2 separate regions of the Homo sapiens genome follow, and region 2 is linked to region 1. The links are chromatin contacts, found by Hi-C or POLR2A ChIA-PET in ENCODE. All regions are on one chromosome and are shown on one strand. Each heading gives the region's core, a stretch centred on a gene start or an enhancer-like site at or near the end of the contact. The rest is flanking DNA. Distances are from core to core; before and after follow the strand shown.

Region 1 (4,892 bases), core at 567-3,066:
GGGACACGGCTGACATCATAACTAATATTTACTGAGCACTTATGTGTCAGGCCCTGTGCTTAACACCCTTCGTATATTCTCCCGCTGATCCCTACACGGTATGTGCAATATTATCTTCCCATTTTACAGATGAGGAACTGAGGCACAGGGAGATTTCAGTTAGTTGCTGAACTAAGATTTGAAGCAAAACAGTCCAGCTTCTGAGCCTGAGCTCTCAACCCTTTGCCATACGTGGGAGGAAGATGGCACCATAAGCCCCAGAAAGTGTCTCTCTCATAGTTTGAGAATGAGCTTCCAGCCCCTTCCTGGGAGATATCCTGACCACCGTTTGGTCATCCTTCTCTTTGCTGTAACCTGGCACAGTGCCCTCAAAGGACCTCTGTCCTTGGCATTGAATGCTCTTGCCCCTTTGTCCTGGGGCAGCCTGACTGGGGCTGATCTTTGTGGAGATGGCAGTGCTAGGTGTCTCTGCTCCTTGGTCAAGGGCAGGAGGGGGTCGTTGGGAGATGCCCTGATCAGCCTTTGTAAGTCCTGGCTGTGCCCTTCTTCTGCAGCACGAGACATTCAGAAGTGGGAGTATGTCCCTCTCGGGCCATTCCTTGGGAAGAGTTTTGGGACCACTGTCTCTCCGTGGGTGGTGCCCATGGATGCTCTCATGCCCTTTGCTGTGCCCAACCCGAAGCAGGTAAGCACATTCTCTGCAGGAAGCTCCCAAACCCAGCCCTGCTGCCTCTGAGGCTGCTTGCCCACTGAGTGGACATGCCAGGCATGCAGACCATCAGGAGGGAAGCTCTGTGCCCACGGCATGCCCACAGCAGAGTGCCTGGGAGTTCCTGGCCACGATTACTTCCAGGCAGCCAGGGCATCATTCTCCCTTGTGGTTTCCCTGGCCCTGGCACAGTTCTTGGAGAAAACACAGAATTTTGTAACCTTAAGAATCTTGCAAGACCCGGGGGATCTGGCCAGTTGGCAGGAGGAGTCCCTGCAGGTACCAACATTGCACAACCTCCCAGGTGGCCATCAAATCTTGTTCTGTGCAAATGGCGCCACCTGGACCCCAACTCATAGAATGCAGCTTGGAGCCCAGCAACAGGGAGTCCCTGCAGCCTCTGGTTCCCGGCACCGCTTGGTCTACCACTGGGTCTAGGCCTTGACCCCTGGTTCCAGTCCTCCCTTCTCAGCCTGTTGCAATCTGCCCCACTCCATCACTGGCAACACCTGGCCAGAGTCACCTGTGACCCGATAGTCAGTGTCATGACCTTGTGTCCCCTTCAGCATGGACTTCCTGTGGCCCCTCACTCTTGTTGGCATTCCCTCACCCCTTGGTTTCTGGCATGTGACCTGTCCTCGTTCTCCAGTGTCTCTGAGTCCTCACGATGCCCCTCTCCAATTCTGACCTCCCTGTGGGGATCCAGGCTGAGCTCCCAGCCATTTGCACATCCTCGCTTGAGCATCTCACCACGCATTTGCTGGGGGCCTCTACCAACACCCGGTGCTGGTCCTGCACCCACACTGCTCTCCCATGCTCCTCTGCCTCTGGGGTCATCTCATGTTTGCTGTGCTACAAACAACCCTGAGGTCTTTCCTTGCAAGCCAGTTCTAGTGAAGTCCTGTGGGGCTTTCACCCTCATCCCTTGCTCTCTCCTCGCTGCTCCCTACCACAGCACCCCCTGCCCACCCTGGTCATTTTCAGTCGCCAGGACTTGACTTTCTCTCTAGCTGGCAGCGGCCTTGTCTAGTCTCCCTAGGGCTGCAAGGCCACAGCCTCTCTTTGCTTGTCCTCCAGTCATCTGCCTTCTTCCGGGTCGGTCATCACAGGGTTTTGCCTGCCTTCCTCTGTGCCAGCCCTTCCCCAACACCATTTAGGTACAACACTACTATTCCCCCTCTGAACTATTATTTACTTAATGTTTTCCTTCAGAGTGGCTCCCAGTTTAAACTTAATATATTAAGAAGGGAACTTTATATTCCTACTGGCATCACTAGCTACACTGTTTCATAACCATTAGTATCACCAAAAACGATCTCATGTCCCGTGGGTGACTCATGTACCATGCTTTGGAAAACACTGCTTTTGGCCGGAGTGCAGGCGTTCTGGCCCAGCCATCCAAGCTGCCTCCCTAGCTGGCTCCAGCACCAGCCAGGGCTGTCTACTTCTGTTGTGACCCCTCTGCCTTCCAGGGGCCCTGCAATGCGCTTTCAGGCCCAGCCTTTCCTCACAGGCCAGGCTTTGTTCTCCATCTCGGCCTGTCTGCTGCCCACCTTCCCTTTCTCTCCCCTCCTGTGGCTTTCAGGAACATCTCTGGTTTGGCTCCTGTGACCTTTGACCTGCTGATGCCCCTTCCTTGGCTGCATTTCCTAGAGACCCACAGTATGATCCCCCCTACTGCTATCCAGGGACACAGTGCTGGGTCCCTGGAGAGGGAATGCTCCTGCTGTCTCAGACCCTCTGCCTAGGGGAGCAGGTGCTGCTGGGGGCCTGGCTGGTATGGGGGCCCAGCCGGGTGAGCTCAGCCCACCTGCCAGTGACCTCTGTGCTGTGCTTTGCCCTCTCAGGACCCCAGGCCCCTGCCGTATCTGTGCCATGACGAGCCCTACACATTTGACATCAACCTCTCTGTTAACCTGAAAGGTATGTTGTAGGGGGACTGACATGGCCAGGAGCTCTGAGGCAATGTGTGCCTGTGTGCCTTGTCCTGAAGGCTCCTGAGCTTTGGCAAGGGTGAGGGCACGTGCTACAGCCCTGGAGATGTGTGTGGCTCGTCTAAAGGAAAGAGGAGGGGAGGGGAGGGGACACCCTGGTGCTCACTGGGAACCTAACTGGGCCCATAGGGCATTAACCCTGTCACTGAGCTCTCAGTGGTAGGGCTGAAAGGATGGAGTCCGGGACTTCCATCTTCTGCTTGAATCCCCTCCCCAGCCTCTCCAGGGGCTGCCTGGCTCCTGCTCACATATCGCCACTGACCCTCACTTCCGTGGTGGGTGGCACATTTCATTGAGTGCCTGTTTGAAAGCATGTCCTTGTGGGTCTGTTCGCTTGGCTGAGCCCCTGGGGCCACACAGAGCCAGCGCATCAAGACCCCAGATTCCCACCATGGGCCAGCCCTGAGTGTCTTGCAGACAGACCCGAGATCCCCACCCTGGGCCAGCCCTGACATAGACAGGGCCCACATCTCCCTGTGGCTGCTCAGCCCGCCTCCGCGAACAGGCCCAATGGGGCGTTGGTAATAAAGAGACTGGCTCTGCAGGCCATGACTCTGCTGCTCAGCTGTGGGACTTTGGGCAAGTTGCCAAACCTGGCCATGTCCTCATTTGTCATCTATGAAATGGGATAATAGCGGCGTTGACCTCATGGTGTGTTGTGAGGACCAAACATGTCAATTCATGCAAAGGTCTGGGACAGGGTCTGTACCTAGAAAGAGTCAGGTGTCATTTTCCAATCCCAACGGGGGCCCTCGGATGGGGAGGGTTTGCCTGGTGGCCACACACAGACCTCCTAGCCACACTCTGGCCAAATCTCCTTTTTAGCTCCATTCCATTCCTTTTTCTTTTCTTTTCTTCTTTTTTTTTCCCCCGAGATGGAGTTTCACTCTTCTTGCCCAGGCTGGAGTGCAATGGTGCGATCTTGGCTCACCACAACCTCTGCCCCTGGGTTCAAGCGAGTCTTCTGCCTCAGCCTCCTGTGTAGCTGGGATTACAGGCATGCGCCACCATGCCTGGCTAATTTTGTATTTTTAGTAGAGATGGGGTTTCTTCATGTTGGTCAGGATGGTCTTGAACTCCTAACCTTAGGTGGTCTACCCACCTAGGCCTTCCAAAGTGCTGGGATTACAGGCGTGAGCCACCATGCCCGGCCAGCTCCATTTCTTTCTTCTGTCTGCTCTGTCTGTACACTCCAGGCTTTGCCATGTCTGTCTCACTGTCAGTTCCAGGGTCTCGGCCCTTCATGAGGTGGTTCCTGTCAGGAGGCGCAGTACACTGCAGGAGCTGTCGCCATGGGAGCAGGATGCTCCATGGAGAAAGAGCTGTCACAGAGAGCCTCCTGGCTGCCCAGGGCCCTCTGGGAAGCTGTGCTGGGCCCGCTCTTTCAGGTTCCAGGTCAGGAAGCTGAGGCTCAGAGAGGAAAAGGATTCACCCCGAGCCACCTACCTGGCTAATGGCAGGGCTGGGACTCAATCCAAGTGTGTCACAAGTTCTAGGTTGGCCTCCTGCCACCCACAATGCGTGCTTGGAGTATACTTTCTATCTGGTTTTGTCCTCAGTATTCCTGGCTGCCTAGAGGTGAACCTGCCCGCCCGGGGGAGGCCACTGGTAGAAAAGGGACAAGATTATCCAGAAAGCACAGTGTCCAGAGATGTAGTCCTGCATTTGCAGTTCTGATGTTCTGAGTTGGGATCTGGGCGAAAGGGTCTGGGGAGGAGCAGCCTTGGCAGACCCAGACCTCGCATGGCTGAAGAGCACACCTGTTCTGTGCCACCTCAGAGGGGAAGTTAGGACCAAGGGAGGAAGCCAGGTTTTGAGGGAGCAGAGGAGCTTTCTACTTATTAGTGCTGTTCAGAAGTGGAACGGCAACAGCCCGGTACCTTGCATGTAGTAGATGTTTAGTAAATATTGTTTAGTACGTTGTGAAGTAGCACACTGCCCATCACTGGAGGAGCTCGGCAGGGGACAGATGACCCAGCTATCCAGAGGACTCCTGAGGGGACAGCAGGTTATCCTTGATCAAAGGTCACAAGTAGCTTTCAAATGGCACACTATCTTTAGTGGATTTGCGGGTGCCAGGATCACTGTGTTAAGAAGGATTCTGAGGCTACATATGGACTCAGAGCAAACATGTGCTGTGATCAATTAATGCTGCCTGCTGTAGGCGTGGGAGGAGGAAGTGATGACTT
Region 2 (5,057 bases), core at 1,976-4,475, 230 kb after region 1:
ACTCCATCTAAAAAAAAAAAAACAAAACAAAAAACAAAAACAAATAAACAAAAAACCGGGTGCAGTGGCTCACGCCTGTAATCCCAGCACTTTGGGAGGCCAAGGCAGATGGATCACCTGAGGTCAGGAGTTTGAGACCAGCCTGACCAACATGGAGAAACCCCGTCTCTACTAAAAATACAAAATTAGCTGGATATGGTGGTGCATGTCTGTAATCCAGCTACTCAGGAGGCTGAGGAAGGAGAATTGCTTGAACCTGGGAGGCAGAGGTTGTGGGGAGCCAGGATTGCACCATTGCACTCCAGCCTGGGCAACAAGAGTGAAACTCCGTCTCAAAAAAAAAAAAAAGATAAAATTGCCTTGGATCATTATATATTATACAATGGAAATCCTTTGTCTCGAGTATTAGGACTTAAAGGGATATGAAGCAGAACTCAGGTGGCTGCTTTCTCCCATCAAGTTAAAAAAAAAAAAAAAGAAGAAAGAAAGAAAGGCTGTGGACCCTGGTACACATTAGCACAGCAGCTGGTCAACTCTGGTCATTTCTAGGAGCGCTGTGCTCAGAATCGTGTGCTATGGGCCCGGTGGATCTGCATTAATCTTTTCAAAAATGCAAATCTCAGCTTCAAATTCAACAGCCTCCTCTGGAATTTCAAAGAGTTCTGGGTTGTTTAAAGGTTGAGTGGAATTCCTGAGCCTGTGTTAACTGGTCACAGTCTACTGACTCTCATAATTAGCGCAAGACCACTGTGTTGTGTAAATGCCACTCAGTATTCAACAATGACTAACCACTCCATTTCAGATTGTTTACTTAAGTGGGGGGCTTTCATCCACAATCAGTGTTTCTGAGCATTTAACCTATTTAATACTGAGAGACGAGAGAGAAGGCGAGTTGCCCATTTCTCTATTTCTTCCCCTACACCCTAACCGCTCCCCAACTCCAGCCACCAAATCCCAGTATTGTGCGTAGCCCAGTTCTAAGTCTTGTCTGGCTATTAAGCTGCATGACGTTGGCTACCCTGAGCCTCAGTTTCCTTATCTGCAAACTCCAGGGGCAGAATTGGATGATGTCGAAGGTCCTTTCTACCTCTGAAATACACTGACTGGGGGAGAAGATGAAATGTCTCCTTTGTGAAAATCTAAACGTATTTATTACGTACCAAAAACCACAGCACGGCCGACTCCAGACTTGGGAAGTGTCTAGCAGTTGTCCACGTGTCGCCTGTCTTTTATTGCAATGGACCAGTGCAAGAAGTAGGAAGCTTGAGCAAGATCCAGTTTTAAAGATATCAGCCGAGTAACATTTAGAAAAATGGGCAGAACACAACAGCAGAGTAAGAAAGTAAAACTTGTCAACAAATTTGTATGGTTAAATGTGTGTGTGCGTAAGAGTCATGTTCACTCATATTTTATTTTTTAGGGATGATATTAGAACTGTATTTGGAGACAAAATGAGCCATGGGTCCTGGCTGAAATGCTAAACTGATACATAAACACCAAGGAGAGGAACTTGCTTCCTTCTAAGGGGTGTGGAAAGTTGGAGAATAAAAGAGCCTCGTGGGATAGGGGGCAGTGATGCCAAGTGCTATTTATGGGCTATTTATGGGCCACCAGAGATTGAACTGCCTGTGGGGAGAAGGATCCAGAAGGGACTCTGGGTAGCAGAAATATCTGAGATGGAGTTTTACCTTTTTTGATGTGGAGTGAGTGAAGAGAGCCTCCTCTTTTACTTTCCTTAAGAAATCTTCAGTCCAGTATACGTTATACATTAATTAAGTTGGTATTTTGAGTGTGTTGCTTTTCGGGGTATGTAGAAGAGAGGCTGAATTCTCATTTGGCTTGATGTTGGAATCAGGAACAGTCAACTTTGATACGGGGCACAAGAGCGGGCCATAGCTGATACCCTGGTTTCTCTGTCTGGGCCTGGCCTATCTTGTGGCTGGGTGCACACCTGCTTTATTTTTTACTTGAAATGTCTTCTTTTTCCACCTGTCCTACTCATGTCTTCAAAGCCTAATTTTCATTTTCCCTGATCACTCCACCTCCTCTCTGCCCTCATTCATTCATTAGTGACTACAGGCTGGAGATGCCAATTTCAGGGCTTCTGCCCTAAGCCCCCAAGGGAGCTGTGTGCTTCTTGAGTGCAGATACTTTGTTTCACTCTTCCCCACTCTACCCCCCAAACCAGAAGAACAGAGCTCCTGTTTCTTCCTTTCCATGGTAGGCCCAACACCTGGCTTTGTGCCTGGCACACAGCAGACATTCAACATTTGTAGAACTGATAGACTATTAGATTAGTAGTGACAAATACTCCCCGAAGAAAATGCTTATTTGAACATACATCCCAAATTTTCTGCCCTCCAGAAAATGCTTCCTTGGAAGGATTTAAGACAGTTTGATGTCTCTGCAAACATTATCTGCGTTTAGGGACCAACTTGCCCTTCTCAGCGTTCACCTGGGATGTCTTTATTCTTCCATTTAACCTTTACAGGGGACCCCGATGGTGACGTGTCCTTCCTAGGGGCCATTACCTCTCTCAGGGATCCTAGTGTCTGGTAGAAAACAACAGCTCCAAGTTCTCTGCATCCAAACTTCGCCAGGATACGCAGATAAACCTATTTAAAAAAAAAAATCTTTTTAAATTCTCAACTTGGTGGTGTAAATAAGGCCCTTGCAGCGCCCTCAAGTAATAATCAACGGCAGTCATTATGGAAGGAGGGTAGAGATGAGCGCCTTACTCAAAGCCAAGACATTCACAATTTCTCGGGCCGGCTGCCTGTGCCTGGGCGTGTGCACTGTGCACTCCGAAGCTGTGTGCGGCGGTGGCCTTGGAGGTGCGCGTGGCCTTAGGAATTCCCGCGGTCGGGCACCCTCCGCTTAACACCGGGCCGTGTCCCCGGCCTGGGAGCCGAGCAGCGCGGCTCTGGCATGCTAAGTGGGCAGCACTGGGGCGCCTTTGTTCCTCGCGGCCGTCTCCCAGGACCGGCTTCCCTCTGAATCTAAATGGGCTTCTCCCTCACCCGCTCCGCCCTGGCCTCCTGGCCTGGGCACGGCGCCCCTGGGTAAAGCGCGCCCGGACACCTGGGGCGTGGGCGTGCGGGGGCAGCCCGGGCTAGGCGAGCGCGGGAGAGGCGCCTGCGGTCCCAGCCCGGCCAGGCCCGAGCACCTGCGCGAGCCCGAGGGAGCGCCCGGCCCTCTGCCCCCGCCAGTCGCCGGCGCCCAACTTGGGGGTCCCGCCGTCCGCAGCCCCAAGTCTCGCGGTGCTACCGCTCTGACCGGGGAGCCGCGGGCCGGGCGCCCCCCGCCGCGCGACAAAGGCTGAACCGGGAGGAGGAGGCCGAGGAGGGGGAGGAGGAGGAGAGAAAGGCGGGGACGGCGAGCGGCCGCGGCGGCGGGGAGAGCGGAGGGAGCGCCGCCCGCCCGCGCCGTCCTTTGTGTGGCGGCGGCGGCGCCTGGGCCTGACCGGGTCCCCGGGGCTGAGCGCCGGGCTCCGCGCCGCCCCTCCCGCGCCCCTGCCAAGCGGGCGCCTATCCTCTCCGAGCAAGATGGCAACCCCGGCGGCGGTCAACCCTCCGGGTGAGTAGCGGCCTGGGCCCCGCCGCCCGCCGCAGCCCGCAGGCCTTGCCCGGGGCCGGAGCGGACCAGGCGCGCCGGGCGCCCCCGGGGGCGCGGAGCCGCAGCTCGGCGCGGTGGGTGGTGGAGCGGCTGTCACTACGCGGCAGCCGCAGCATCAGCACCAGAGCGGCATCTGCATCCCAATCGCTGCCCATCCGGTCCCGGGCAGGCGCCGGTCCGGACCCGCGGGCGGCCGGACGCTGGCCTCGCATCCTCGGGAACCCGAAGGGCAGGCCCGGGAGCCCCCGAAGTTCTGAAAATAACCGCCTTTGCCTTCCCCATCCCACGCATTTTTCTCTTCCGGTCCCGGCTTTTGTGGCATCACGGCGTCAGCCAGTCCTGGCTGGTGGAGGGCTCCGCGCTGACGGAGGGAAAAGTTTGGAGCTGGGATTCAACAGGGTACAACTCCCGGGACTCTCCCCTGCCCGCCCCGCCCACTAAGCGCTGGTCCTTTGCGCCCTTTGCGACTGGCTGCTGTGTGTCCTAACCCTCCGGGGGCACAAAACACCCAGCCTGTGGTCACCAGCGTGGAGCAGCCCTGGTCCTGCCCAGGTGACATCCTCTGCTTTCTGGTCTGACCTGTCCCCAGGGTGCAGTCTGTGACAACTGAGCTCATTAGGAAATATTTCAAAAATGGAAGAGTTCTTGATCAAGTGGCAACATTGACTTGTTTTGGTATTGTAGTAGGGAAGTTCCGTTTTCACTGGGAAAGTTCCCTACCTGATGAGCAGGGTGTGGGAGAAGAGAAACGTGAACATCTAAGCTAGTACAAACTTTTGGGTGTTGTGCAGAGGCTGCTGTGGGCACGGCAGGTTGCTGGGTCCCTGTGGAAGATGCAGGGAGAGTCACAGAGGGCGGCCCCCAGGAAATTCCCAGCAGAGGGAGGTCATGTGTTGGAGATAGGGAGGGTCGGGGGAGGAACAGCAATGCCTAGCAAAGAAAAGTGTCTCTCATCATAGAATTAGGAATGAAAGATCCCTTTCATCTAAGGCGGCCAGGGAAGGCTTCTGGAGATTGGACATTTCGGCTGAACCTTGAAAACGGGAATGTTTGAATATACAGAGCCAGTAGCAGAGGGGCATTGCAGGCGTAAGTAACAGTGGACTTGCTCTAAGCAAGTGCAGAGGTCAGTGAGTAGTTGGTGCACTGGGGATATAAGAGGCAGCAGTGGGATTTAACACTGAGTTGTTTGGATGTGACCAGGCTTTAAAGGACAGACTGAGGAGTATGGACTTTCTCTCTCCACATTAAGGGAGAGTCCTCTGCACACTTCCTAAGAACCAGAAAAATAAAATAAAATAGAAAAGAGAGAGAGAGACAGAGAGAGAGAGAGAGAGACCTCAATGGTATTGAACAAGGAAATCGCATGATCACTTTTTCTGGAAGACTGATTTGTCAGCTATGTCTAGGAAACATTCTAAGGAGGGAACAAGACTTGAGAC

What was found. Hi-C counts contacts between places; a loop is a spot of excess contacts on that map. ChIA-PET counts read pairs that join two places held with the same protein, here RNA polymerase II (POLR2A). Pooled maps may share reads with other maps.
Region 2: a loop to region 1 is called in a pooled map, with 2.2 times the contacts of the local background. The contact joins the promoter of ARNT2-DT here to the enhancer-like site in region 1. A Hi-C loop is called at or near these places in 1 of 168 maps with a recorded cell type or tissue (ovary) and 1 of 50 pooled maps. POLR2A ChIA-PET finds 5 or more read pairs at or near these places in 1 of 52 experiments (IMR-90).

What each region holds. Positions count from the first base shown.
Region 1 is chr15:80,172,460-80,177,351 of GRCh38, forward strand. It overlaps FAH (fumarylacetoacetate hydrolase), which reads left to right. Exons shown (of 14, transcript NM_000137.4): 9 at 555-685; 10 at 2,557-2,632. Among named protein-coding and RNA genes, the nearest start is that of FAH, 22 kb to the left of the region's middle. Within about 2 kb of position 1,817, at least 12 of the 41 ENCODE cell types and tissues checked have a DNase peak (open chromatin) inside an H3K27ac peak, as active enhancers do.
Region 2 is chr15:80,400,971-80,406,027 of GRCh38, forward strand. ARNT2-DT (ARNT2 divergent transcript) reads right to left here and starts at 3,226. Exons shown (of 6, transcript NR_184070.1): 1 at 3,021-3,226; 2 at 2,532-2,615. ARNT2 (aryl hydrocarbon receptor nuclear translocator 2) reads left to right here and starts at 3,412. Exons shown (of 19, transcript NM_014862.4): 1 at 3,412-3,576. The coding sequence starts at 3,546. RefSeq lists an enhancer at 2,843-3,343.